2 separate regions of the Mus musculus genome follow, and region 2 is linked to region 1. A link is a loop called in an ENCODE intact Hi-C map of the cell type or tissue named here. Cell type or tissue: gastrocnemius. All regions are shown on one strand. Each heading gives the region's core, and the rest is flanking DNA. Links, peaks and the distances in the headings are about the cores only. Region 1 holds the start of Limd2 (LIM domain containing 2). Region 2 overlaps Ern1 (endoplasmic reticulum (ER) to nucleus signalling 1).

Evidence for each region. A loop is a pair of places that touch in the nucleus more often than their neighbours do. Peaks named below come from ENCODE experiments on the same cell type or tissue, not always from the same donor. Only the 100,000 strongest peaks of a DNase experiment are listed, where the experiment ranks them.
Region 2: a loop joins it to region 1, with 3 times the contacts of the local background. A loop is called at or near these places in 3 of 42 quality-filtered maps.

What each region holds. Positions count from the first base shown.
Region 1 is chr11:106,151,815-106,162,351 of GRCm38, reverse strand. It overlaps Map3k3 (mitogen-activated protein kinase kinase kinase 3), which reads right to left. Exons shown (of 16, transcript NM_011947.4): 15 at 9,958-10,135; 16 at 5,696-8,386. The coding sequence ends at 8,158. It overlaps Limd2 (LIM domain containing 2), which reads left to right and starts at 2,176. Exons shown (of 5, transcript NM_172397.4): 1 at 2,176-2,301; 2 at 2,910-3,004; 3 at 3,146-3,190; 4 at 3,278-3,417; 5 at 3,519-6,098. The coding sequence starts at 2,963. The coding sequence ends at 3,678. It overlaps Gm10840, which reads right to left and starts at 2,964. Exons shown (of 2, transcript XM_030246469.1): 1 at 2,894-2,964; 2 at 1,193-2,592. The coding sequence starts at 2,964. The coding sequence ends at 1,791. In gastrocnemius, for the core only: CTCF peaks have their summits at 2,375 and 4,105 (motif pointing left); DNase peaks (open chromatin) are centred at 6,454, 6,864, 7,247, 8,075 and 8 more places; H3K4me3 peaks cover 2,615 bases; H3K27ac peaks cover 3,156 bases.
Region 2 is chr11:106,391,392-106,401,928 of GRCm38, reverse strand. Ern1 (endoplasmic reticulum (ER) to nucleus signalling 1) reads left to right here. Exons shown (of 22, transcript NM_023913.2): 20 at 1,611-1,734; 21 at 2,090-2,157; 22 at 3,175-4,309. The coding sequence ends at 3,387. Among named protein-coding and RNA genes, the nearest start is that of Icam2, 14 kb to the right of the region's middle. In gastrocnemius, for the core only: a CTCF peak has its summit at 4,126 (motif pointing right); a DNase peak (open chromatin) is centred at 4,103.

The DNA of each region.
Region 1 (10,537 bases), core at 819-8,818:
CCCAGCTCAGCATTTTCCACCTTGCCAGTCCCCTGGGTGAGGCCCTCACCTCTGGCTGAGGTCTTATGCCCCTTTTTTCTGAGAATTCTCAGACCATCAAATGCTCCCCAAGGAAACTTTATGTTTTCTTAGGAAGTTTTACAGTTGAGGCTGGGAGTCCAGCTTGGTTGGCAGAGTACTCACACAGCAGACGTGAAGTGCCATGTCGTGTGTCCCCCCCACCCCCCAGACAGGGTTTCTCTGTGTAGCCCTGGCTGTCCTGGAACTCACTCTGTAGACTAGGCTGGCTTCGAACTCAGAAATCCGCCTGCCTCTGCCTCCCCAGTGTTGGGATTAAAGGCGTGTGCCACCACCGCCTGGCAAGCGCCATGTTTTGCTCCCCAGCTCCTCAGGACTCTCTCTACTGGGCATGGCTCAGAGTACTTTATAAACCTAGCACTTGGGGGTAGAGGCGAGAGGATGGGATTGAACATCACCCTTTGCTACATAGCTGGTTTGAGTCCCGCCTGGGCTAGAGATCTTGTCTAACAACTACAGAACATTTAAAGAAACTTTAAAAAAATTTTCCTACTGGAGGTAGGCTAGGGGACCTGAAATGGCATGTGACAGAAGCTCATGTGACACTCCAGCGCTTCTAGCCCCTGCCCAACTTTTTCTCAGATACTTAAAAAAATTTTTTGTGTGTGTGTCCGTGTGTACCAGGATATGACTTGTAGCCCTGGGTGGCTTCGAACTCAGAACGCTGGCGTGGGCCCACAGTTAGCTGCTTTCGATCCTTCCTCCTCCTAGCTAACTGCTGACTGTGGTAGCTTTCTCCAGCTCTGCCCACAGATGGTCCCAGCAGGGCGGGCTGCCAATCAGTGCCCCGGAGCAGCTGCCTGGTGTCCCTAAGGGCTTCACCCTTCTTGTACAAAACAGCTCCCTTGGAGAATCTGATGATAGGTGTGGATAATTTTTCCTAGGAAGAGTCACCCCTAGTTGTGGAGGAACACCCATTACGAAGTCCAGGCTGAGCCTCAGTGCAGGCAAACATCGACCTGAGGCTGAGGGAGAAAAGCGAAGCTCAGCGTGGGTGCATTAGCACCACAGTGGGGCGCGGGTGGGGATGGGTGATGCTGCCTGCTGCCTCCCTGTTCCCCTGCCAGGCAGGAGGCGGTAAGTTGTTCTGTTCCCTGACACGCGTGGGCCTGCGCTAGAGCCACCAGTTTTATTCCTGTTACAGGGGTGTGGAAATATGTCGCCGAGGGCTGTGTGAAGACAGTCTCCAGCTGGGCTTCAGGCAAAGCCCTCAGCAGAAGTCTGTGCCCTAGATGCTGCTGCCTAGAGTCCTTCCCCTCAACCTGCTGTGCAGTGGGCTGGGGCGGAGCGGCAAAAGCAGCTCTTGTTGCACTTTGTTCTCTAAACAACTCCAGCCTAAATGGCTCTCTGCTCCCTTCGGTGGAACAAGGTGTGCTTGATGCAAGGAAGTGGGTCCTTTCAGATAGGGGCTTGACCTGGGCCATGGCAAGGCCCGAGGTTACTAATCCCACAAAATCTGGTCACAGAAACCATTTAGGATGTCGAGCTTAAGGGGGCTGGTGATTTCGGAAACCACAAGGCTGCAGTTCTCGGATAGCGGATCTGTCACACCCCTTCAGTAGTGACATGGGCCCACCGCCGGCTCCCTTGGCCTAACATCGGGGTATACGGAGGGACTACGAGCCGCCTCCATCTTCCTCTGTAGGACTCCGTGGCTGCCAGTGGACCTGCCTCCCGAGTCCCCACAGTGGGGTGCCTCAAACTACTGGGTCTTAAGAGCGCAAGAAGGGGGCGGAGCTAATGGGACTGCGTTCACAACGGCTAACGGGTAAACCGAGGCAGTAAAGGCCCAGGCCATTTCTGAAGGTCCGCGCCGGAAGAGCCTTGCGTGTCGATCGCAGGCTGAACTCGTCTCCTCCCGAGATCTGCGATTCGGTCCCCGCCGTCGTCCCTTCTCCACGAGCGGCAGAGGAGGTTGGCTCCGGGAGGCGGGAGAGCGCGGGCTGTGAAAGCGATGTGGGGGCAGACAAAGGCGGGGGGACGGCGAGCAAGGGAAAGACAAAGCACAGAGGGGGGTCGGCGGCGGCTTCTCCCGGAGGCGGCCCCGGGCGCGCGGAGCCAATGGGCGGGCGCGGGGCGGGGGCCGGCGGGGGCGGCGCCGCGGTGAGGCGGCGGCTGCCGCTCGGGGACCACTGGCAGCGGCGGCAGCTCGCGCCCGCGCCACTTGCACCCGAGGCGGTCCCGCAGCGACCGACCCCCGCCCCGCGGCGCAGGCCGGGCCCGGTGAGACCCACGGCGGCCGGGGGGAGGGGCGCGGAGCGTTGCGGGGCCGACGCCGCCTGGCGGTTCGCGCGTTGCGCTCGCGGGGATCCCGAGGCTCGCGTCGGTCCCGTAGGGCCGGCTCGTGGTGGGGTGGGGTTTCGGGGTCTGGGGTCCCGAAGAGCGGGCGCGGGAGGCAGCGCAGCCTGGCCAGGCAGGAGGTCGGGCCCAGCACTGTCTAGGGGCTGGACGTCTAAGCCCGGTGAGGGGGCGCGCGGGTCTGGCGGTACCCTGCCCAGACCTCTGCTGACCTCCCTTCATCCCAGGCGGGGTCTCTGCCTGTGCTTCCCACAGGCAAAGACCGTGGAGCCCCTGTCCCCGGCCACTCTCGCTAACTTTGTTCTGTCTCCACATATGTTTCCACTCAGGGACCCCCTAACCCTTGGGGGCTGTATGAGGGGCGGGTAGGCTGTTGGGGGTGGGTGAGGGGCGGAAGTGGCAAGACCCAGAGCAACAGGAAATGACTTAGGGAAAGTCCCAACCGCAGCCCCCCAACCCCCTGCCTAAAAACACCCCAGCCTGCAGAGTGGGGGAGGGCTCATGGGGCCCCACTGACTGACTTCCCCTTGCAGAACCCTCTTGGCTCGGCATCTCCTCCAGGGCCACCAAGCACCTCTGAAGAGCCATGTTCCAAGCTGCCGGAGCCGCCCAGGCCACCCCCTCTCATGTAGGTGTCCAGCCAGGTGGGGAGGAGTCAAGGGGACAAGAGCAGCTTGTTTGCTTGGCACCTTGTGCCACCTCGAGTGCCCCTGGGATGTGGGCTGGGCCACCGGAGAGCTGACCCCTCTGACTCTTCCTCTTCCCCCAGGAAGCCAAAGGCAGCAGTGGCAGCAGCACGGTACAGCGGTCTAAGGTAGGGTCCTAAGGGTGGGTGTGGGCAGAGGAAAGGGTCGGCGCTAACCCGGCTTCTTGCTAAGTGTACTCTGCTCCTACTCCACAGTCCTTTAGCTTGCGGGCTCAGGTGAAGGAGACCTGTGCAGCCTGCCAGAAGACTGTGTACCCGATGGAGCGGCTGGTGGCAGACAAGCTCATTTTCCACAACTCTTGTTTCTGTTGCAAACACTGCCACACCAAACTCAGGTGCGCTCCTGCCCTGTCCCGGCCTGCCCACCTACTTGCCCACCCTTACCCTACCTTCCCGCCCTGCCCCAGACTGACCCAGATGTTCTCTGCTTCCACAGCCTGGGCAGTTATGCTGCAATGCACGGTGAATTTTACTGCAGACCTCACTTTCAGCAGCTGTTTAAGAGTAAAGGCAACTACGATGAAGGGTTTGGTCGTAAACAGCACAAGGAGCTCTGGGCCCACAAGGAGGTGGACTCAGGCACCAAGACGGCCTGAGACCCCTTTAACACCCATTCCCTCCCAGCACATGGCCTCCCGCTGGGCAGTGGAAAGGAGATTAACCCGGGGGCGCGGGGTGGGAGAGGATGAGGCTCCCTCACACAGGTTTCAGGCATAAGGCTCTGCTCCAGGATTCCTTACTTTTCCCATGGGAGGTTGGCGTTGGGAACCAGAATTGGAATTTTCACCATACTGTGTCCTTTAGTCCACCTCATCTCACCCCACGGCTCCCTGGGAGGCCCACAAGCCCAGCTTCCCTACTTAGGTGCCTTTTCTCCAGCAAGGAGTCAGCATGCCCTCCTCAGGGTCCCAAGCTCCCTCACTGCCACCTGGGCCTTGTGTACCCCCTTGTCTCCCCATCTACCTCTGCCCCTTAGCCTGGTAATGAGCCACAGAGACTGGAAGAGGGAGAGTGCCATCTACTGGGCCTCATAGATGCCACCTCGCTGAGGGGGGAGGGCTGGGGAAGAGGCAAGACAGCCTGCAGCCTTCAGGGTCTGGGGGTCCCTTGCACCACAAAGCTAAAGCTCTTGCTAGAGCCTCAGCTGACAGGGTCGGCAGTAGCTATGCTCCTCCATCTGTTGTGCTGTTCTGTTGTGATCAACCCTCTTTTAAAAACATTTAAACAGCTCTTGACTCTCTTGTGTGGCCTGATGGGGATGCTTTGTGGCAGGCATGCAGCAGACTCCTCATAGCGAGGGGAATGGAGGACAGCCCACAATACTCCTGGCCTTAAAGGGGCTGGTGGTCTGTGCCACCTTGGGGTGTTAAGCTGTCAAACCTGAAATCCCACTGTGTATCCTCGTCCCAGAGTAGCCAGGCACACTGGCTTGCAACCACACAAATGTTTTGGGTTTTTGAGACAGGGTCTCACTGTAGCTCTGATTGGCCTAGAACACAGAGATCTGCCTGCCTCTGCTTCCAAAGTGCTGGGATTAAAAAGGCCTGTGTCATCCATGCCTGGCTTCGGTTCTTCAGAGGTTAATTCACTACACTTGAGTACAGAAGAGAACCTTTCTGACTTGGCCAAGACCTTAGTGTCTGCCTTTCTGCTAGCTGATTCCAGCTGTCCAATTTCCTCCTAGTCCTTTACCCTAGAAATCTGCAAAGAATGGTAGGAATCCATAGCCTATCAAGTGCTGCCAGTACAACGTCTTCCACCTTCTCTCCTCATGACTGTCATCTTCCTGGAGCCTCTTGTATGAAGTGGGATGTCACAGCTACTGTGCCAGGACCTCCAGGGGCAAACTTTGCGCTCCTCAGAGTTCATGCACACTGAGGGACGACATCACACAGCAGAAGCACAAGGCAAGTGTGAAGATGCTCCCTCAGTGGAAGTCTGAGTTGTCTCGCCCCAAGCCCTATTTTCCTGGCTTCTGCAAACTGCCTATGGGACAGATGAATCGGTAAGCAAGAGGTCAAAGGCTGCTAGGCAGCCCGGCCTCTGGTCTTGCTAATGGGTGAATCACTGTAGACTTCCTTCAGGTGGGCATCTGGGAAGCAGGCACGACAAAGCCTTGGATTTATGGGACAAGGATGGTCTCTTGCTGCAGTAAAGAAACAGTGGCTGGGCTGGACGTGGCAGCACATGCTTTTAATACCAGCACTCAGGAGGCAGAGGCAGGTGGGTCTCTGTGCATTCAAGATCAGCCTGTTCTATGTAGTGAGTTCCAGGACAGCAGAGCTACATAGTGAGACCTTGCCTCTGACTGATGTTCTGTAAGGGACCAAGGGAAACCCCTCGGCCAGGAAGACTACAAAATGCCATGAATGGTCCTAGGAACTCAGCTATTGATGGATTCGGCTCAGATGGACAACCAGTGCTGTCCCAGTGACGCGCTGGGATAAAAGGGAAGGAGAGGGGCCACCTTGGCCAAGTTATCACAGGCTGCTTTTGGCAGCCATTTCAAGTTCTATTTAAGAGGCCTCAACTTGGGTGTTAGGCATTGTACCCAACCCATCCCTGTAAAAATTCCCACCACCACCTTTAACCGAAAGCATGGTCACAGGACCCTTCTGATATAAATGATCCCTTTTATTGTAAGTAATGCACTGGCCTGGCTTTGCACTGCAAGCCCTCAGTCAAGATATAGTCAATAACTATGGCTGCAGGTTCTTCTGCACATTCCACAATTCAGACACAGAGCTGGGCAAGTGGGAGGGAGGGGAAGGAGGGTGGCAGCGTGCACCTGACCCAGGCTTGGCCCTTCCATGTGGGGTTGGTGAAGGCAGATAAACCCCATGGAATGAAGAACAAATGAAGGTGGTGTAGCATCTTTGCACAGCAGGCCAAGGGCTGCTAGGAAACCTTCCTTCATAACCTTTGGGCCCAGGCCACCCTGGAGGCCCACAACTTGTCATTTGGATTTGTTAATAAGAAAAAAATAAATTAACAGCTTGGTCCTGAGGCTGCTGAACCAGCATGTCCACAGTTTTTGGCACAAAAAAAGGTGTCTCCCCCCCACCCCCCCTTTGGAGTGCAGAATTTGTTGGTTTACTTTTAAGTTCATTTTAGAAACATTGCCTATGAGGTAATACACTCCCCCCCCCCCCCCATGGGGATATGGGGGGAGCTCCGTGAGAGCCTGAACCTGTGACAAGCAGAGTTGTCTCATCTAACATCTTGTCACCCCACCAATCTCTATCTCCTTTGGGTTCGGGGTGTGGATAGGGATAGGCTAAAGGGTGCTATATAGCCATCAGGATGGGGTCATGGAGAGGCCCAGCTGCCTTTTGGCAGCTTTGGTCTAGAAGAGGGGCCAGTCCCTACTTTGGGCAAAGGCTGAGGTGGAAGCAGGACTTTGCTCACTGGCTTCAGAGCAGTTAGAGAGTGGCCTGACAGACCCCCAAGGGAAAGGAAATAAAACAGAGGGGCCCAGGCCCAATTGGCACCGTGCAACACACATATCTGCAAAACCAGCTGCTTTCAATTTCTGTTCTCTCTTCAGGAGTCCATCACCGGTAACAGTCTAGAATTGATATATATATATAAAACCATCAAATATGGATCTGAGATATAAATTAACAAGTACAAGGCCTCACATTACATGATGTGAAAAGGCTAAAAACAGCGATAGAAACTACATTCATAAAAGTGCATCGTCAACATACAACGAAGGCTTTGGCTTGTTCTGTGCCCATGGGGAAGTGGGCATGGCTGGCAAAGAGCTGCCTGGCACTAATCCCCAGCTCCCTGGAGATGCCCATCCCTGGGCACTGGCTTCTTTTTTTTTTTTTTCCTTTCCTTTAATGATAACTCCCAAAAATTTGGGAGTTAGGAGGGAGGAGCTCTAGAAATAGGCACATTTGGAGGGGAAGAAAGGGGCTGGAAGAAAGGACCAGCACCCAGGCTGAGGTAAATATGGCCAACTCTAAGCTGCTTGGAGATAACTCTTTCCCTAGCCCCTACTGGCATCCTCCTTTGTGGGAGGAACAAGAAGGGAATGAGGTTGATGACAAGTGGACAGGTCGGGCTGAGGAACACAGCTGGTGGCTTTGGACACGGTTGTGGCAGCTCAAGGACTTTCCCATGGAGTGGGCTCAGGCCTGACAGATTTGAGATGCAGACAGCCTGAGACAACCCCCTGCACTCTGCTGAGCTGCCCAGAACCAGGTGCCCTGACTTGTGTTGTCTACTTTCTCTGCTCCAGTGAGGGAACAGAGGGCAGGCCAGGGGGCAGAGGCCATCAGCTCTTCCATCCAGTCCAAGGCCTAAGCCCACATGGGTCTCCAGAGCTCAGAGGGCAAAGTCTCCAGTTTTAAAACTGGGAACAGCATAAGAGTGACTCCAACTTGTAAAACAGAGACAATTGCATTGACAAGACTGGGTCTCCCCAGTTTCTGGAGGCAGCTCCATCTCTCAGGCCCTGCTTATCCGAGTAGCTCCTCCTTCCCAGAATAAGGCAGTGTAACATTTGCTTCATTCATCTTTGGTAAGACAGGACTGACACCGAATACCTGGAAGCTATAGTGGGGTAGCCCAAACCTCTACCTTCTGTTGGCTGGGGGATGCTGGGCTTTACCTCAGGCTTGCAGCCCAGAGACAGGCTGGTGGTCTCCAAACATTGGGAGAGAAACAAAGTAACACTCTGAATGAAGTAACACTATTCATACCCTTGAGGACCTCCTGTGCCCCAGTCCCTCTTGACTTCAGTGCTGTCTGCAGTGTTAGGACACATCTGAGGGTAGGCAGGACCCATGGCAGTCTTGCATACTGTTTCCAGCCCTTCCCGCCATACTGAGCTTAAGGTGCTAAAGCTCTTGGGTCTTACAGGCTGGAGCTCCCAGTCTTGATGCCAGAGCTATCCCATCCTGGCTTTGAGTCCCAGTGGCAGATGGGGCACAGACAAACAATGGCTGGACCGATGCTCCACTGGTCATAGCCTTGCCTGGAAGAAGCAGCAACTTCACTGAGCCTGACAGCAGCCCCTTGCCTGCTCAGCAGGTGGCAGCTGGCAGCTGCATAGCCTTGAGAGCTCAGTACACTAGCTGTGCAAAGTGGTGTGTGAGCAGCTCCTCAGCTGAGGGTCTCTGACGAGCTTCCACAAATATGCGCCTCAGGAAGTCCCTGCCGTGTTCTGAGATGTGAGAGGGCAGCTGAGGATTGGTAGGCTGGGTGGCAATCTTGAAAATGGCAGCCATAGCTTCATACTCTGCCCAAGGTGGTTTCTCTGTCAGCATTTCCACCACAGTACAGCCCAGGCTCCTAGAAGAGAGATCCTTATGTCATTTGTCAGCCAGCTTCAGACTCTCAGACACTCTATACACTGTGATGGAAGGAGTATCTTTCTCAGATGAAAACTGAAGAGCTAATGGGCCAAGCTAAAGGCTGACAGGGTTACAGATATATGCCACCATGCAAAGATGTCATTCGGGCACTTACTGAGACGGTGAGCCTCTAAGATAACTCTATTAGTTTCCTGTTGGTGAAAATAGTTCCTATTTCCTTGATTTTTAAGTTTCGGGAGTGTCGTCTCTTGTCATTTTGTGTGAGAGATTGAACCCAAAGCCTTGTGTGTATTCAGCACATTCTATATTATTAAGCAATAACTTCCCCAAGCCATTTGTTTGTGTTTCTTGGCTTCTGGTTCCTCACTCCTTGACCAAGTCACTCTAACCTGTGTACCCTCTGCCACATCTCCCACTACCCACTCTGACCTGCATTTCTTTATAAAAGAAACCCAGATACTTCAAGATAGTGCCTCACAGTTACAGAAGACCTGCTGCCATATAGGAAAATTTATAGGTTTTGACAGTTAGGATTTAGACACCTTTGGTGGATGACCCATGGTAACTTCCCAAGGAGAGTTGTTCTTGTAACTCTTGGATTCTTTCTGAAGTCAGATATAAAGTTAAGTAAGTCAAATGCAAGCCATCTGGGCACAAGAAGGGACTGAGTTTACTTGTTTAGAGACAAATCCAGGCCTTCAGAATAGATCCTGTGCTGTGCGCTCTCTCTGTCTCTGTCTCTGTCTCTCTCTCTCTCTCTCTCTCTCTCTGTGTGTGTGTGTGTGTGTGTGTGTGTGTGTGTAATATGCATTTGATCATGTCTGTATTTGTACATGCTGAAGCAGGCAGGACAAGTGTCTCTCACTAAAATGGAAGGTTACTTTTTTGGTTAGACTCACTGGTCAGAGACCTCTCAGGACCCACCTGTCTGCCTCCCAGTGCTGGAGTTACAGGCATGCCTGGCTTTTATGTGGGAGCTAGGGATTTTAACTTAGGTCCTCGTACTTTGTACAGCAAGTACTCTTACCCATCAAGCCATCCTCCCTAGCTCTAGAACCCATCTTTTCTTTTTTCTTTTCTTTTCTTTTCTTCTTCCTTCCTTCCTACTCTCCCTTCTTCCTTTCTCACATAGTCTCAATATGTTTCTGGTTAGCTTGGAACTCACTATGTAGACCAGGCTGGCCTTGAACTCACAGAGATCTGACTGCCTCTGCCTCCCCAGTGCTGGGATTAAAGGAGTTAACCACTAGGCCCAACCCCAAACCCGCTTCTTAAAGAGATCCATCAAACATGAGGGATTTGAACTCCCGTGGCTTAAGTCCTTAGCAATAACCCTTAGTTGTTTGGCATAAAAATTCACTCCATTTGTCAATGTGCCCTGCATCTATCCCCTTACCCCGCTACAGAATCAATCCCTGGGTGCACCAGCCAGCAAGAGTAGGTCCTCAGCATCTCTCTCTCATGCTGTCAAGCCTCTGAGTTCATGTCCGACTTAGAGATCCTTCAGCTCAGTCAGTCAGGGAGCTAGATGGCATAGCCAGTACTCACCACACGTCTGCCTTTCTTCCATAGCCCTCGCCACTGATGACTTCAGGACTCATCCAGTAGGGTGTGCCAGTGACAGAGCGAATGCCTGTCCCTGACATGCAGATGGTCTGTAGGCGTTTGCTGGCCCCAAAATCCCCAAGCTTCACATTCCCAGCTGAGTCTCGGAGGATATTGGCTCCTAAGGCACGAAAGGGCAGAGGCTACCGGTTTGCATCCTTTTCTATTTTCCTATAATCTCCCCTTCCAGGTGCCTGAAAACTGTGGGAAGGCCAGACCCACCACTGACTTAGACATGAGCTGCAGGAAACCTCACAGTATAAGGATCAGCTCCATAGTCTAGATTTGCATTTTAGATTATTTCCCCCATACTGTTTAACCAATTTGTACACTCTTCTCCAATTATGGAAGTAATTGGGGTCCCATTTTTTCAGAAAGCTCAGAGTGGTTAGTAGTGATTGGTCTACTGGTAACTGAATGGTAGCCTTGAACCTACGTCTCACTATGTAGGCTTGTCAGACCTAGAACTCACTATGCTGACCAGCTGGCCTCACAGTGCACAGAGCTCTGCCTGGGGTTAAAG
Region 2 (10,537 bases), core at 778-8,777, 240 kb before region 1:
GATGAGTAAGTCATGAAAAGTAGGGTTGGGGCAGCAGGGTTTTCTCCTGGGAAGCACCCGACTTAGAATGGACACTCACATAGTCTGGAGCTTGGCAGGGGCCTTGGCTATAGAGATGCCCTAGAATATATGCTCCTTGAAGGCAGGACTTTCTGGATAATTGTAATCATTGTTCTGTCCTGGAGCTTAGTGATCATTCAAATGTCTTTGGGGTGAAGGGTCCAGTCTCTTATTCCAGCGCAGCAGCACGATTGGTCACTGTATGCTACAGGATATAACATGAAAATTCTCAAGTCTAGGTTACTAGACAAAACAGACAACAGAAATAAAATATATATGAAGGCCTTGACCTCACATGAAAGAGTTAGTGTATCTAAATTGTGTATCTGGCAAAGATGGCTGGCTTCTTTTCTATCAACCAGCTGTGACTAACTAGTTACTTTGCAACTCTGAAACATATTTCCACCATGCCCACCAGGACAGTCTAACAGTCTAGTCTCTGCAAAGTAGTTGGTTTTACATTTATTTATGTGTGCGTGTTTGTGTGTTGGTGTATATGTGGAGGTCAGAAGAGCTCTTGTGAATATCAGTTCTCTCCCTCCGTCATCTGAGTTTAGGAATAAAATTCAGATCATCAAGCGTGAAGGCCAGTACCTTCCCCTGCTGACCCATCCTGCCAGCCTTTCTTCGAGGCTTTTCCCTGTAAGTTCAAATAGAAATTCAGCCAGTACACTGGTCATGCTAGCTTACACCTGTAACCTGTAATCCTAGCACTCTGAAGGTAGAAGCAAAAGGACAATGAGTTCAAAGTCATTTTCTGCTATATAGCAAGTTCAAGGCCAGCCTGGGCTACATTAGACTGTCTTGGAGAAAAACAGAAAAAGGAAAAATTATCCAGTCTGATTTTTCCTTTATCAAAGTACTATGTAACTGACTCTCCCAGGGGCTCAGCATTGATGTGTGGGCTCATCATTCCATCTCATAGCCGTTATTACTGGAAGGGGCTCTGAAGGCTAGTACATAGGGTACCCACTCTTGACCCTCCCTTCCCTCCTACAGAGCTTGAAGCCCAGTAGGGCCAGATCCCACACCTACCACCCAGTGCTCTTGAAAAGAGGGCTCTTTATAGCTTCTCTTGTGCTCAAGTGAGGCGTATGACCTTCTGGCTAGCCATTGAGATGCCCTGTTTCAAGGATATCTGAAGCGCAGAATGAATTAAGCTTTCCCCTTTATGCTTCGGCTCCCTGGAAAATGTGTTTTGTATCTGTAGCTCTTTGTAAGTGTGCTCTGTGTGAGTGTGAGCTTCCAGAGGTGGATGTGTGCCCTGCATACAGGTACACCTCTATAACATCTCTCTCGTCATGGAAGGGATCTCTGCAAGTTTGTCCCAGTGAGTGAGGGATATATCTGCTCACGGGGAAAAAGTCAGTGGATCAGGGTAGGTTGCCTGCTGCTTTGAGGCTTTGAAGCTTTGAGGAACCTGCAGCCTAGACCTAAGAGGAATGTCAGTTTGCTTACAGCTCACACTCCAGTGCCTGCTCTGTAGCTTAGTGTGGACGAACCCCAAATCCCTACCCTGACCAGCACCTGTTGCCTGTTTTCCCTCACAGGATGTAAGTGACCGAATAGAAAAGGAGGCCTTGGACGGTCCAATCGTACGGCAGTTGGAGAGAGGCGGGAGAGCTGTGGTCAAGATGGACTGGCGGGAGAACATCACTGTCCCCCTGCAGACAGGTGACCATGCTAAAGGCAGGAGGAGACATTTTGAAAGCTGCAACTATTTCTGAGAACTTGATGTAGACAAGGAATTCCAAATCCCTGTTCTTGGATTTGAGACTTATTTGAGCATGTCCTTGTGGGCTTGGTCAAAGCAATGCAGTTTTCCGTTTGTCCCTTAGTGACAGGCTGGTGATAACGATGTGCTCTAAGATGCTGAACTCCAGACGAGCACCACCTTTATTTAGGTCCAAGAGGTAGCATCTTTTGTCTTGACTGAGAGTTTGTATCACTTTAGTTCAGTTGCAAGAGCCCAGGAATTCTCTGTAAAAATGTACCTGCTTAACCATTGCATCCCTTAATGTTCTTCTAGATCTGCGCAAATTCAGAACCTACAAAGGTGGCTCTGTGAGAGACCTCCTCCGAGCCATGAGAAACAAGGTAAAGACTTATGAGGGCTTGGGGAGGTGGCCACAGCAGAGATTGATGGCTTATGTTCATTTCTGTGTATTTTTTTTTTCTTACAATGGATCCTATCTGGGCAGTCTCAGCTGGATTTGACAAGTATTTTAGTTACCTGTCTATTCTGTAAAGAGACACCATGAACAAAAGAAGCATTTTAACTGGAAGCTTGCTTACAGTTCTAGAGGGTGAATCCATGACCATCCTGGCAGGGAGCATATCAGCAGACAGGCAGGCATGGGGCTGAAGCAGTAGCTGAGAGCTTACATTCTGATCCACAAGCTGGAGGTAGAGAGAGACACTGGGCCTGGCATGGGCTTCTGAAACCTCAAAGCCCACACTCAATGACACACCTCCTCCAACAAGGCCACACCTCCTAATCCTAAATGGTCCACCAACTGGGAACCACACCTTCAAATCTATGAGCCTATGGAGACCATGCTCATCCCAGCTACCACACCAAGTAAAAAGGCCATGTCTTCCCTCAGGGAATTTCTCTCCAAAGACTAGAATGCAGGGTTAAGCTGTAAGGGCTAGTCTTGGGGTATGTGTGCTGACAGCCAGTGTATAAATACTCTCTAATAGGGACCCCTGGTTACTTTCCTGTGTAAGGCTAGGTCTTCAGTGATCTGGAACGGTTCCTCTGTGTCCTCTTAGAGCCCTAGGGATGCTCTTGACCTGTGCTGTCACCAAGCAGCCTTCACACAAGGCAGACCTCAGTCACAGAAGCAGCCTCCAAGCCTATTGGCACAAACACTCCAACACACGGCCTTCATAGGAGGCCTGTGCTCTCTTCCTGGCAGCCTGTACCCCAGTGGAGCTAAAGCTGCTCTCCCTAAGCCAAGCCTTACCTGCTTGGAGCTTTACTTCTGGAGGAAGAAAGGCTACAGGACAACTGGGATGTACCATGGTGCATGCATCTCTTGTCCTTTCCTTACAGAGAAGCCCTTAGCACTGGTGCCTGCCTGTTAAAGCTGTGTCTCTGCTCATTCACAGAAACACCACTACCGGGAGCTCCCCGTGGAGGTTCAGGAGACGCTGGGCTCCATCCCGGATGACTTTGTGCGCTACTTCACTTCCCGCTTCCCCCACCTCCTCTCTCACACCTACCAAGCCATGGAGCTGTGCAGACATGAGAGACTCTTTCAGACCTACTACTGGCACGAGCCCACAGAACCCCAGCCTCCAGTGATTCCATATGCCCTCTGAGCTAGGGCAGCCCTCTGGTCTGGTGGCCCCAATAATGACCATGGGCCCGATCTCTGCAGTCATAGTTTGTTGCCTCTGGGATTAGCAGGAAGACTAAGCTTCGCAAATCAAGTGCCTTGAGCTGCTGATCTGCAGCCAGAAGAGGATAACGCTGATCCTAGGACGCAGGGGAAGATGGTCCCTCATGACTACAGAGACCTGAGGAGATGTGGCCCTGAAACCTTGTAGTGAAGGACGTCTACGAAGGCAGCCTGTCCCAGAGGCTGCAAAGGAAACAGCATCAGCCTTTCACCGGATGAGCTTGCTCCCACTTCTCTTTCTTTCTAAAATTCCTGTGGGATGGCATTTTGGGGGGCCTTTCAGTGAGAGTAGAGGAATCTGGTTTTGCCTGCATGGTGGAAGCAGCCTGGTTGGGGTATTGCATGTGCAGCCTCTGATAGAAATGGTTTGAGAGATGTGGGGTGCTAAGGAAGAGATGTTCAGAGGTGTTGCCATGGGGATAGGAGGCACCTCCAAGTTACTGATAGCCCGTGTTGCCTCATGCAGCAAGTTGTGAGAGTGGGTTGTGGAGACTCGTTAGCAATGCTGTGGACACTGACATGTGCTGTGGGTCTGGAAGATGAAGCAGACACTCAGTTCTGGATGTGGTGCTGGCCCAGCACAGTGGCCTAAATAGTGGCCCCTGATAGGTTGAATCCTGGCTATGTGGGCCAGAGATGAGTTTCCTGGCCACCAGGTGGCAGCTAAGACCAGACAGGGACAGAGACAGATTGTCAGGGCCAGAGAGGAGCAACTAGAGGGAGCTTCCCAGTCACTCAAAGATGCTAAGAACTAGAAGGTGAGTGATATGGTCCCTCTACCCCAGAGGCCAGCAGATTAGCGCATAGATTATGAATCAAGGCCCTGGGGGTAGAGAGCCAAGGTCAGGCTACCACAGACTTTGTAGGCCAGCTTTTATGTTTCTCCTGGCAGGTTTTAATAAGTGAATTTTGATCATATTGCAGAAAGCTACGTTTGCATAAATAAATTAAATGTAGCTTGATGCTTGTGAAGAAGAAATGCAAGATATATCTTCTGTTTTATGTTGTACCAAAAATCGCCATTCCCTTGATAATGTAGACCATTGTGTAATGCTGAAGAGGAAGACATTCTAGCAACACTGTGTAAATGTATTAATGTCAAAGTAGTTACATCAGTACCATTTTTCTCTAAGCCTAATTTTTAATTTTATTTCCCATCAGAATCTATTGTCTTCTCCCTCCCAGGATCCTTAGAGGCTCCGGGAGTCAGGGTATGTGGGGGAGATTCTGTGTAGGATCCTTGGAGCCAGCCGTGGTTTCTATTGTGTAGCCGTGGGGAGCTGAGGCGAACAGTGGCCTCAGCAGCTTCATGCACTGCACTGACTGGAGTCACTGCCCCTGCGTCCCCTAAGAGGGCTTCTGGGTGTGCTGGAACCAGGGCCACTTACCCAAAGCTCCCCTGCTGCTGTAAAATTGGATTTTCTTACTTTCATGGTGGCCAAAGAGGACTTTTTCTTAACCTCCTACATCTTTGGACCTCATGGGTGACCCTGTTTAGACCCTGGAACCTCAACCCCATGTTTGGCTTCCTGCTCACTTCTCAGCATAGCCCTTTGTCAGTGGCTGAGAGGTAACAGCCAAGACCAATGTGAGGAAGAGGAACCAATGTCACCGGGGGCTGCTGCTCACCTTGCTCCTCGTGCCTGGGCTCCCCTTTGGGAAGTGCTGAAGTTTTTTAAAGGCTCAACTTGGTGTTACCTTCCAGTTTGCATGGAGTCAGCTTTTCAAATGTCTTTGCCGTTTATCAGATCAGCTCTAACCAATCAAATTTCTAAAAGTCCTCTGTTCATTATACTTATTTGAAAACTTTGTGTAGAGCTAGGTGGGACATGAGATGCTCGGGACATAGAGGAAGAATACAGGAAAGACTTCTGTCTTTGAAGCCTCCTGAGAGTCAGCAGCACACAGTGTCAGGGCAGAAAGAAAACTCCAGTGGTTAGGAAGGGTGTGTATTTGGGGTTTGCCCTGCTTGTGCCTTAAAACTGTCCCATCTCGAAATCAGTCAGGTCTCGTCAGCTCACCTTCTGCCCATCCTCTGGGTGTGTCATGAAAATGCTGTGAGTCTGGATGCTCAGCCGGAGATGCTGGCTTTGGGTCAGGGTAGCTCTGTAGCGTTACACATCCCCAGAGGCTGCCAGATTGTCTACAAGTACAGCATCTTCAGCTTTAGCATGGAATTGAGCTGTGTCTGTGATGTTGTCTTTGTTTAACCCTTGTCTTGTATTGAAATTTCAGTTTAGGAAGTGTGCCGTTTCATTAGGTACCAAAGCACTTGCACTTTTGGGAACATAGGTGTCACTTGGTAAATCACTAGGCCATCTCGAGACTGAAGGTGAACCTCTGATTGCAGAGGTGTCCCCTGCTCCTGATACAGCAGTAGCCGCAGGCTCTTCCCATGATGCAATACAGAAAGGATGGAGGTCTGAGATCACTGGATATGGCTGAGTGGTTTCCACCAAACTGAGGATAGGCACGAAACTCTCCTCAGTCCACCTGACTTTGTGGAAGTTTTATGTGCATGCGGTTCAGTTAGCTGTAGCAGCTCCTTTTCCCAAAGTAAAAGGCTAATCTGTTGGTTGCTGCTGTGACTGCTGCAGAGCCATCTCTGGCTGCAAGCTGTCTTGTGCTGGCCCTTGCTTGTCATCTGCAGGGCTTTGGTCCCACTCTCCAGCTGTGCCAGGATTCTTTTGTCTGCTTCTGGGTCTGCTCCGTTTTCACCACTGCCTTCATCATCATGGTCCAGAGGTGTAGGAAGAGCCAGGAGTGCAAGCAGTAGCTACCCTGGAGAGAGCCATTGAAATTCACCCTGCTCTGTGGCTGATTTTCCAGCAGTGTCCTTGCTCATCCCTCTTGTCTGGAAGCCATGGTGTTGGCCATCTGGGGCCTGACATCAGCTTCACCTGAAGGTTATCAGACCTCTACCTGAGGTCTGAATTCTTTTAAGCCAAAGTGCCTGCTCCCCTCCTCTCCCCTTCCCCCCCCCCATCTTGGTTTTCATGATGAACTAGTGAATTTCCGTGCGTAAATCTGGTTGCTCTTGGCACTTTGGTCTCTTCTGTACTTACTAGAAAGCCTCCGAAGCCCGTCTGTGCTGAGCCACCCCCAGAGCAGCCTTATCCACACTGCTTGCCAGAGTCCTGTGGCCTCATCTCTCCTGTTCCCCTGTGTGTTTGGGTATAGTATTCCTTCCCAGTTGTCCCTAAAATTGTGATGGGGGAGTCCCCACTCACCTAAGCATTACCAGCCAGCTATGTGGCATCCCAACACGAAGACCTTGTGTAGTTCTTTTTGCAATGACATATTTATTGAATCTATTTATATTTATTTAATTTTTACTCTGAAGTATATCCGGTTACAATTGCACTTGCTTAAAGCACATCAGATCTATTTTGGACAATACCCCTGACCATTCTAAAACTGGAAAAGGAAAAGTTACACTGTATCCTGCCACCTTATGGTAGCCTTGTCTTTAAAGGGTGAATAATTTGGTCTGGGTAAAATGTTAATTTTTAGATGATTTTTTAAAAAAATCTTGTGCCATGTGTCTTCTCTGTGGACAGTTAATTGTTTAATTGATATGTGCTGATTGTGTGATTCACTCCTCTTTGTGGAAACTAAAATATTCTTTTTAGCTTTATATTTTATAAACTGCCAGATTGTACAACTTTTATGTGTATTTTTAAAGCTCATGATATGAGGATCATTATCTAAACGGCCTATTTTTTTACCTCTTTTACAGTTTTATAATTCTGCTCATTGATGAAGGCGACTTATGCTGAGCCAACCACAAATAAAGGTAGTTTTAGATTTGGGAGTTGCCTTGTTTCTTAAAGACTAGAGTGCCGCTCAGAGCAAGGAGCCAGGCCCACCCACGTCAGAGGTGCAGCATCTGCTCGGCCTGAACAGCTGGCATCTGCAGTAGACTCCAGAGCTATAACATCCTCCTTGGGGGCTGTTGAAGAAAAAACTGCCTTGGAATGTTTCAGGAAATTTCCTGAAGCGCCCTTTATTGAATTTCAGGAAGGTAGCCCATTGGGACCAACCTACTTCAGAGTGGGAATTAGATTTCCAAGTGAATAGGATTCTGGACTAAGGTACCTGGGAAGAGAGAAGATTAACTCCAGCCACCAACTGAAGAGTACACTGGGGAACCCATGGCTCCAGCTGGATATGTAGCAGAGGACTGCCTTATCAGGCATCACTGGGAGGGGAGCCCCTTGGTCCAGTGGAGGCTTGATAGGGGAACGCTAGGCTGCTAAGGCAGGAGTGGGGGGGGAGCATCCTCATAGAGGCAGGGGGAGGGGAGGGGGGCTTGTGGAGGGGAAACTGGGAAGGGGGATAACATTTGAAATGTAAATAAATAAAATAACTAATTTTTAAAAAGCACTAGGGAAGAGGGACCGTCCAACCTGGACCATGTTAGCAGCTCACACGACAGCCATGTCCCCACGGGATGTGCCAATGCAGCCTGCAGTCCATTTAGAATCTCCCTGTGCTTCCTCATCCTCCTGTCTAGAGAAGTCATGGAGGCTCCCAGGGCTCTTGCCCCAAGTCAAGGACTGTTTACAAAGCGCACACCCCAGGACCTCACTAGCCTCAGAACATCTTGTCAGACACTGGAGATGCTAACCATCCCTCCTACTTCATGCCTCAGGAGCCTAGAAGGTCCTGAGGCTTGTGGTCATATCTTTTCAAGTTTTAAATCTTGAACCCAGCCACATCCTCAGGAGACCAACCTCTTCCATGACCCAAAAAAGCCTATTGAGGTTTGGTCCCCAGAAGGACACTTACTGGGAGGTGGTAGAGACCTCAATTCTGTGAGTGGTGGTGCAAGGAGGGGGACAGTTAGGTAGTTTCCAAGTGTGCCCTTAAGAGGATTTGGCCACCTCCCCTTCCTCTGTTTTCTGGTTACAAAGTAAGTAGTTCATTCCTTTGGCCTCAGGGCAGCTAGAAAGGCGACTGACAAGTAGACTGGGAGGGAGGCCAGGTCTATGCCTCAGAACTCTACGATATCCTTACAGTCAGTCACCCAGCCCCTACTTCCAGGAACTGCCATCCTGATCTCCACCGAGTTCCAGAGTAACAGGCGTGAGTAGTCTGGGAGGAGCAAAGGAGTCTGGGAAAGCCAGGATCCAGTACTGTCTCTCCCTCCACAGTGAGAGATCACAGTCCCTGTAAACGACCAAGGAGGTCAAAAGGGTTGCTGCCAGGCCCCACCACAAAGGATGACTCTATTTGCAGCTGCTCACTGGCTTAAAAAAAGAACAACCCCAGGCTGGAGAGATGGCTCATCGGTTAAGAGCACTGCCTGCTCTCCCAGAGGTCCTGAGTTCAAGTCCTAGCACCCACGTGATGGCTCACACCCATCTGTAATAGGATCCAGTGCCCTCTTCTGGTGTGTCTAAAGACAGCGATGACAGTGTACTCATGTATACAAGATAAATAAAAAGAAAAGATTCAGTTAATAATTAAAAAAAAAAAGCAAACAAGCTGTGTAAACCCTGTGCTTGTTGGATTTTCCCCTTGCCAAACATGCAGTCTTGGGCTCTTCCAAAGGAAAGAGTGTATCCTCCCTCCTAGTCTCCAGTTGAGCTCACTGGTTTTATTTAGCCGTGAAATAGAAAAGGGGCTGGGCGTGGTCATACTTGCCTTTAATCGCAGCACTCCAGAGGCAGGCAGATCTCTGTGAGTTTAAAGGTCAGCCTGATCTACATAGCCAGTTCCAGGTCAGCCAGGGCTGTGTAGTAAGATCTTGTCTGGGGGGGGGGGGAGAAAAAAGGGGGTGGGGTGGGGGAGGCTGAGGCAAGAGGATTGCCAGGAGGAGTTCAAGTCCAGCCTGGTCCTCATAGGCACCTCCTGCATGTCTGCATGTCCTCTTCTCAGCTTTTCAGTTCCTGGATGTTTATGGATGTGTTCTTTTACGTCTATATTATTCTCCTTAAAAACAGTCCCTCGGGGGCCTAGAGAGAGAGCATACTGGTTTCCAGAGGAACCCAATTCAGTTCCCAGCACCCACATGGCATATTCCACAGTCACTCGTAACTCCAGTTCCAGGGGGACCCAATACCTTCTTCTGGCTTCTGTGAGCACCTGGACTCATGTATACATACCCTTATGCAGACAAAACACATAGACAAATAAATAAAACTAAGATTACCAAACTGCCTGGTGACTCACACCCTTCGGAGGCTTGAGGCAGGATTGCCATGAGGTCTAAACTTACCTAGGCTATCCAGTGAATTTCAGGCCAGCCTGGACTACAGGGTGAAATCCTTTCTCAAAACACAGTTTCTCAGGGACTCGTCTGCATCCCAATCCACTTTTGAACACAAAGGAACGTTGGGGCAGCCACCCAGCCCAGAGATGTAATTCTCATGCCTTTTAGAGAAGGTGGTGGCAGGATGCTTACTTTCTCCACCACTAGATGGCACTCATGTGCTGTCCATCCCCAGATCTCCTGCAGTGGCTTGTTCTTAGTGTGGCCACTCGCATGACCAGCCTGAATGCTGATCTGACTCCTCACCCTGCAGTGGGATTCCCCTGAAATGAGGCTGGGGTCCAGACCAAGGGAGACAAAGAGACCTAGCTTTCCTTTTTCTTTTCAAACGGTTTTTATTTAGTTTGTTTTTATGTATGTGGGTGTTTTGTCTGTATACCACATATATGAAATAACCACAGAGGTCAGAAGAGGGTGTCAGATCCCAATGGGACTAGTGTTACAGTTGTGATCCAGTGAGTGCTCTTAACCACTGAACCATCTTTCCCCCCAGGGACCCAGCTTTCTAAACCCAACTCCTTCGTCGGCTGATAGGTTTTTTAATAACCCCATAGCCACAAGCTTTCCCATTACAAGTTAACATTGGCCAGAATATATGCCACCCCTGTCCCTTGAAGAGTGAAGGTGATCCTGGAACTGGGCATTCCAAGAACCCCTGCAACAGTACAGGTGCCACTGTGTCCTTGAACAGAGGCTACGAGGACACAGATACCAACTGGAGCTACCAATCTCCGTTGTGTGCCTCTATTTACAAACTCTTGTTCGATGGTTTTACAAATTATCTGTGTAACCC